2 separate regions of the Mus musculus genome follow, and region 1 is linked to region 2. A link is a contact called in ENCODE Hi-C or POLR2A ChIA-PET data. All regions are on one chromosome and are shown on one strand. Each heading gives the region's core, a stretch centred on a gene start or an enhancer-like site at or near the end of the contact. The rest is flanking DNA. Distances are from core to core; before and after follow the strand shown.

The links. Hi-C counts contacts between places; a loop is a spot of excess contacts on that map. ChIA-PET counts read pairs that join two places held with the same protein, here RNA polymerase II (POLR2A).
Region 1: a loop to region 2 is called in a map of T-helper 17 cell, with 2.4 times the contacts of the local background. The contact joins two enhancer-like sites. A Hi-C loop is called at or near these places in 1 of 37 maps with a recorded cell type or tissue (T-helper 17 cell). POLR2A ChIA-PET finds 5 or more read pairs at or near these places in 4 of 5 experiments (Patski and embryonic stem cell).

What each region holds. Positions count from the first base shown.
Region 1 is chr11:76,357,746-76,360,489 of GRCm38, reverse strand. The region is part of intron 1 of Nxn (nucleoredoxin); the gene reads left to right. Among named protein-coding and RNA genes, the nearest start is that of Nxn, 40 kb to the left of the region's middle. Within about 2 kb of position 1,376, at least 1 of the 3 ENCODE cell types and tissues checked has a DNase peak (open chromatin) inside an H3K27ac peak, as active enhancers do.
Region 2 is chr11:76,260,074-76,262,998 of GRCm38, reverse strand. It overlaps Nxn (nucleoredoxin), which reads left to right. Exons shown (of 8, transcript NM_008750.5): 7 at 1,333-1,457. Among named protein-coding and RNA genes, the nearest start is that of Mrm3, 18 kb to the right of the region's middle. Within about 2 kb of position 1,426, at least 1 of the 3 ENCODE cell types and tissues checked has a DNase peak (open chromatin) inside an H3K27ac peak, as active enhancers do.

The DNA.
Region 1 (2,744 bases), core at 127-2,626, 98 kb before region 2:
ACGCTGTGCGCAGAAGCACAGAAGGGCTGCCCTTGCAGTCACTCAGCAGGTCATGGCCAGTTACAGAGCCTCAGGCAGAATGTGGCCTTTCCAAAGGAGGTGGAGAAAAAAAGATGAGAAACAAAAAGACAAAAGGCTTTGTCTCTTGTGAATTGTGTGCAAGTGCGTACGCATGTCTGTGTGTGTGTGTGTGTGTGTGTGTATGTGTGTGAGCCTCTGCCTGCGTGTGAAGGTTGGAGGACAAACTCAGGTATCTGCCACCTCCTTCCATCTTGTTTGAGACATGGTCACTCTTTTTGTTGCTCACTACTTTATGTGTCAGGCCAGCAGGACCTTTTTGAGCATTCTACTGTCTCTGCCCCATTTCATGATAGGAGTCCTGGGATTGCAGATGTGCCCTGCTTCTTTGTGGGTTCTGAGGAAATCCGGTCCAAGGCAAATACTTTACCCTACCTCCCCAGTCCTTGACATTTATTTTGTGTAAATAAGATTGCTTTAGCTAATCCCCCCAATGACAAATGTTCATACAGTGTTGACACTCAAATGTGTGACTTCTGTCATTAGCTGAATTTGAGTGACATGCTGATGATGCGGGGGTGGGGGGGTGATGGTGGTGGCAGACTCTAGTCATCCATTGGAGAGCAACAGATGTAAGCTAGAGAGACACATGGTGGCCTGGTTTTATCTGTGTGGGTTCGAAGGCTGTAGCTGGCGTGGAGTAGAGAGTGGCTTTGTTTAGACAGATTACCACAGTCGGTACCCAGCTGGGTCTCTGTCCCTCAGCTCCTTTAGACAGAGCTCTTTTTGTAGCTGCTCAATAAACCCAGCAAATGAACTTTAGGGTAGCTCTCCTGTGGAGGGGCTTAATCCCTGCAGCAAACCTGGAGCTGCCGTTTCCCTGTAATTCCCATGACCTCAAATCCTGCTTCTGCGTCTTTCCAAGCTTCCTGGGCCCATCCATATCTTATACCCTGACCTGACTTCATGGCTTCCTATTCCCCAGAGTAGCCCTTTCATGGACTTCTTTGCTGGTTGTCCCACCACAAGTGGCCCTGGCTTGGCACTGTCATAATCCAGTGGTACCTCCACACCCCAGTTGTCTGACCATAAGTAGCCTTTGGTTGGTGCTGTCATGATCTCGTGGTACCCCCAAGCCCCACGTTTCAGGATTTTTAAGCTCAGAGGATTCTGGTTTCTCCACAGACCGCACAGTACAGACGAGGTGGTAACTTTTACAAGAGATCCGCAGAAGCTTGGGAATTGGTGTGGAGTCCTGTGGTGGTTTTAAAAAACACAGCAAGAAACGACGTAATGATGAGTGACAGCCAGCAGCGATGCTGTCCAACTCTGGAGCTGGGCTAGAAGACTCTTCTGACTTGGACTGGAAGTTGGCCAGCTGTGGGATTTTATTGATCATAAGTTGCTAATTCAAAGGCTTTTGCAGCCCTGACCCCTGGTTTTCTTCTTACTGCACTTCCTACATTTCCCGGAGCCTGCATTTATGACTTTTATCATCATAAAGTTCAAAATGAAATACCTACTTAAAAATTAATTGAAGCTTGCGAACACCACGTCATTTGTTAACGTGCATAGTGAGGCATGCTCGCAGACCCCCCTCCCCATCTCCTCCATCTGTTTATTTTGCGATTAATAAAAGGCAAAGCATGTTTGTGCTTGAGGCCGAAGATCTTGGCTGCCTGTGTCGGAATCTGTGAATTTAGTCCAAATTGATAATGTCCTGGTATTTGTGGAGGCTTTTATTTATTTATTTTAGAAAAGGCTGCTTAAATGAAGGCTTTTTTTTTTTTTTTTCTGAAGCTGACCACATAGAGTTCAGGATAAACAGCTTTCTAGAAAGAGGTTTCTGAATAATAGGGATGTGGATTTACCGTAGGGGTCTTGAGTGAGTTTTCAAGGCATTGTTTTAAGTTGGTGGGAGGCCCAGATGAAAGAGGAATTTCATGATAAGCCCCTCTTTGAGTCATTTCTTGTAGCAGGGAGGCAGTGGGATGCTGGGGTTTGCTCTCGGTCCTCATGCAAGAAGCTTGTGCTGGCAGAAGAGGTACAGAGGGCTGCCTTGCCCTGCCCTGCGCTAGGCAGTACAGCCCTCATCTGGGCTGGGGTTTTAGAAATAGTCCTGCCGTGAACCTCACACTAGGAAATCAGTCTTTCCCTCCCCTGCCTTCTCTCTGTGCCTATGACTCAGTGAGTGTCAGGTCTTCCTCCCTCTTTCCTTTGTGCCTTGTCCCCCTTCTATGAACAGTCATTTAATTTATTCCTTGCTGCTTATCATTTTAATAATCAGACTTTTCTCCCTGGGCCAGGCTCTTCTCCAGAGGCCTTGCCCTGCCTCTGTCTTACAATAGATATTCACCAACAAGTAAGTGCTGGCTTCCGTGACAGCAAACACAGATCCGGAGCTGTTAGGGTCAGACTCTGCTCCTGGGAGCCCTAACATGCTAGGCTCACCGCTGTCCCTCAGTGTGCCAATCAGGGGGTCAAGTAACATCGAGAGGCAGAGAAAGGAGATTGATCCGCTGTGGCCACATTGGGGAGAAGAACAAATAAAGGGGTTCAGGGACCCTCAAGTCCATCTTTGGGGCCTTGACAAGAGAGCTAAGTGTTCAAACAGAGGACAAGAGGAACGCATTGTGAAGCGGTCAAGGCGTGGTTCCATCCATTACAGTCTGGGCCCGAGTGTCTCCTGCAAGGTGATCTGGTGTTATCAGAACTTTGAACCTTTT
Region 2 (2,925 bases), core at 177-2,676:
TGGAGGGAAAGTGGAAGGCAGGTCAGAATGGACCTCTCATGGGAGGCAGATAGTATCCCCTGCCCCCAGCCACTCTCTACCATTAACAGTGTTGATCTGGGGTCTTTGTCTCCCTAGCAGCCTTGCTTTTGACCCCAATGATTTATTCATGGCTATCCCCCTGCAGGCGGTGGTCTGGAGCAGCTACTGCTCCTGCTGCCAGCTGGGCAACAGGTCAGGCAGGAAGATGGCCCCAGCCCCCCATGAACAGACCCTTTGTTGGGAAGGGAGATGGGGAGGGTGTTGCTTGCATAGCAGCTGTAGGGGGTGGGGCCCCCTCGGGCTAAGGCTCATCCAGGCCTGCTGCCACTTTCCTATGCTCTAATGAGCAATTCCGGGGAGCCACTAGAGCTGGCCCGGCTCTACCAGGTGGAACCCCGCTCCTTCACCCTCAGAAGCTATGTCTCGTGGCTAAGTAGAAAGATAGGAAAGTATCCCTGCAGACTGTGGCATGACTCAGGATGCTTTCACCACCCATGGCCAAGGAGGCCTGGGGAGTACCCTCAGCACCTTGCTACATTCTCTGGGGTCTGGTTTCGGGACCCTAGCATCAGAGCTGATAAGCAGACTGGGCCAGTCTTAGGTAGGAAGGCCTGTCACAGAGAAGCAGTCTTGAATTTTTTTTTCCTGTGGGGTTGTCTTGCCTGTTGCAGGTCCTCACACCCACATCCTGGGCCCTGTTTGGAAAGAGCTCTGAACCTGGGGACAATTCGGGACATTTTGGCTTTCTCCAGAAATGTGGAAACCAAGTCCCTGAGAAGCAGGACAAGTTGGATAGTAAATTAGATGAAGGTGTCCCCAGAGATCGTGTCTGGTCACCATGAGCCTCTTGGGCAGTATGACACCTGTGGGTAGACTCCTGTATCCTCTGTGTGCCTCGTGAGGATGCTATGCTGACTCCCACCACAGGCTTCAGCAGCCTCAGCCTCATGTGGCCATTCCTCATGTTCTCCTGCAGGTCGTCCCAAGCAGGTCTGCCTACCAGGTAGCTTTGGAGCAGGTGTGGAGTCCCATCACCACCAGAGCTGCAGAGGGGACCACAGTCCTCGGCTCTGTGACTGGGAGAACACTCCTAGGGGCTCAGGTGTAGGCATGGGAGCAGCAACCTATACAAACCCTGTATAGGTTTGTGAAGAACCTCATGGCAGGCGCTGCATGCTGGTGGGTAGGGTTCGAACTGCTCACTGAGCTGTTTGTGTCTAGTGAGCCCAGTGTGTCTCAGGCCCATCTCTGGTCACTGAGATTTGACAATTTAGAGTTGCTTGTCCTTCTTTTTCTGTTCCCCTGTCACAGACTCTGAGGACGACGGAGAGTCCGAGGCAGCCAAACAGCTGATCCAGCCAATAGCTGAGAAGATCATTGCCAAGTACAAAGCCAAAGAAGAGGAGGCGCCGCTGTTGTTCTTTGTGGCCGGGGAGGTGAGTGCGGAGGACAGGCCTGGCGTCCTGGGTACATGCAGGATATGAGTGATCTTGGCTTCTGGAGGTCTGAAGGGACCTCTGGGTCTGAGCTGATTGTGCCACACGCAGATGTAAGAGGAAAAGGTGTGCCCTTAGTCATCAGAAACCACTTCCTATCCCTGCTGTATCCCCCGCCCTTCCTTCTCACTCAGCAGCCCTCAGAACTTTAGGAAACCCTAGCGGATCTGTGTCGTCCCCCCACCCCCCGCACGGCTGAGAGCAGCACAGACATCCTTGCTCCCATCCGTGCTGCTGGATCAGAACCAGCCCCTGCTTTGCATAGATAGTACCAGCCTGGCTAATCCCACTGTGCCAGCCTGCAACACGGGCTTAGCCATCACAGGGATCCCGACTTAAAACACAGCTGAAGACACTTGGGGAGGTTGGAAATTGCTGCTGTCCCCCATCTGTTGCTCTCAAGGCCTAGTTCTTGAGCCCTCACTGTGCCAGACTGAGCAGGGGACATCCCCAGGGTCAGATGATGGCAGGTGCCCGGCCACCCTGAAAGCCTGGGAGGCTGCATCCTACAGGCACCTGCATTCTGCAAGATGGCCGTGATTGGCTGCGCAGGCGCTCTCCTGGCTCCTTCTGCACATGCTCATTGCCTCTCTACCCCACCCCAGCACCCCTCTGAGGCTCACATCAACAGACTCTATGAGGCCACCCTCCAGCTTTTCCTGCCCAGGTCAGAACCTCCAGTTGGTCAGAGCCTGTACACTGGATCCCAAGAGAAGGACAGGAAGACAAACAAGAGAGGCCAGACAGACACCCTAAGCCACCCATTCATCTCCTCAGTAACCACCCCTGGCTGCCCTGCTGGGCCCCTTGCAGGCAGCCCCAGTTGCCCTGCCCAGCTCTGGGGTGGAGGGGAACAAAGAGGGTTCACAGGCTCCTGCAGGGGAGAGTTGGGGGGGTCCCAGCCGCCCCACACAAAGCATAACAAGGCAGCTCTGCATGTATTAAACTCTAACCCCTGGAGAATAGCTCCTAAGAAAGATGGGTGCAGAAGAGAAAGGCCAGGCCGGGGGCAAGGCGGGGATTCAGGAGCACAGCTGAAAAGCCTTTGCAAGTTCTCTGTCCCCTAGGCGCCTTGCCAGGAACTTCACCTGCTGGTCTCCTTTGTTCTTCACCCTCTCACGGGGAACAATACTCATTATCCTGTTTCCTAGATGAGGGACATAGGCTTTAGCAGGGAGGAGGGCTGGGAGCACCGGGGGCTGGTTTCCTCTCTTAGCATCCTAGGTGTTAGGGATGGGATCTGGGCTCCACTGATGTCCCTTGCCAAGGCCACAAAGTAGGTAGCAGAGAAGGAACTGATGGGGTTACTGTGACTCCAGTGACAGGGCTCATCCTTTTCTGACAAATGGACCAGTTCATGCCTAGAAGGACAGACAGACTTGGGGCTGCTGCCCATGTGTCAGAAAGC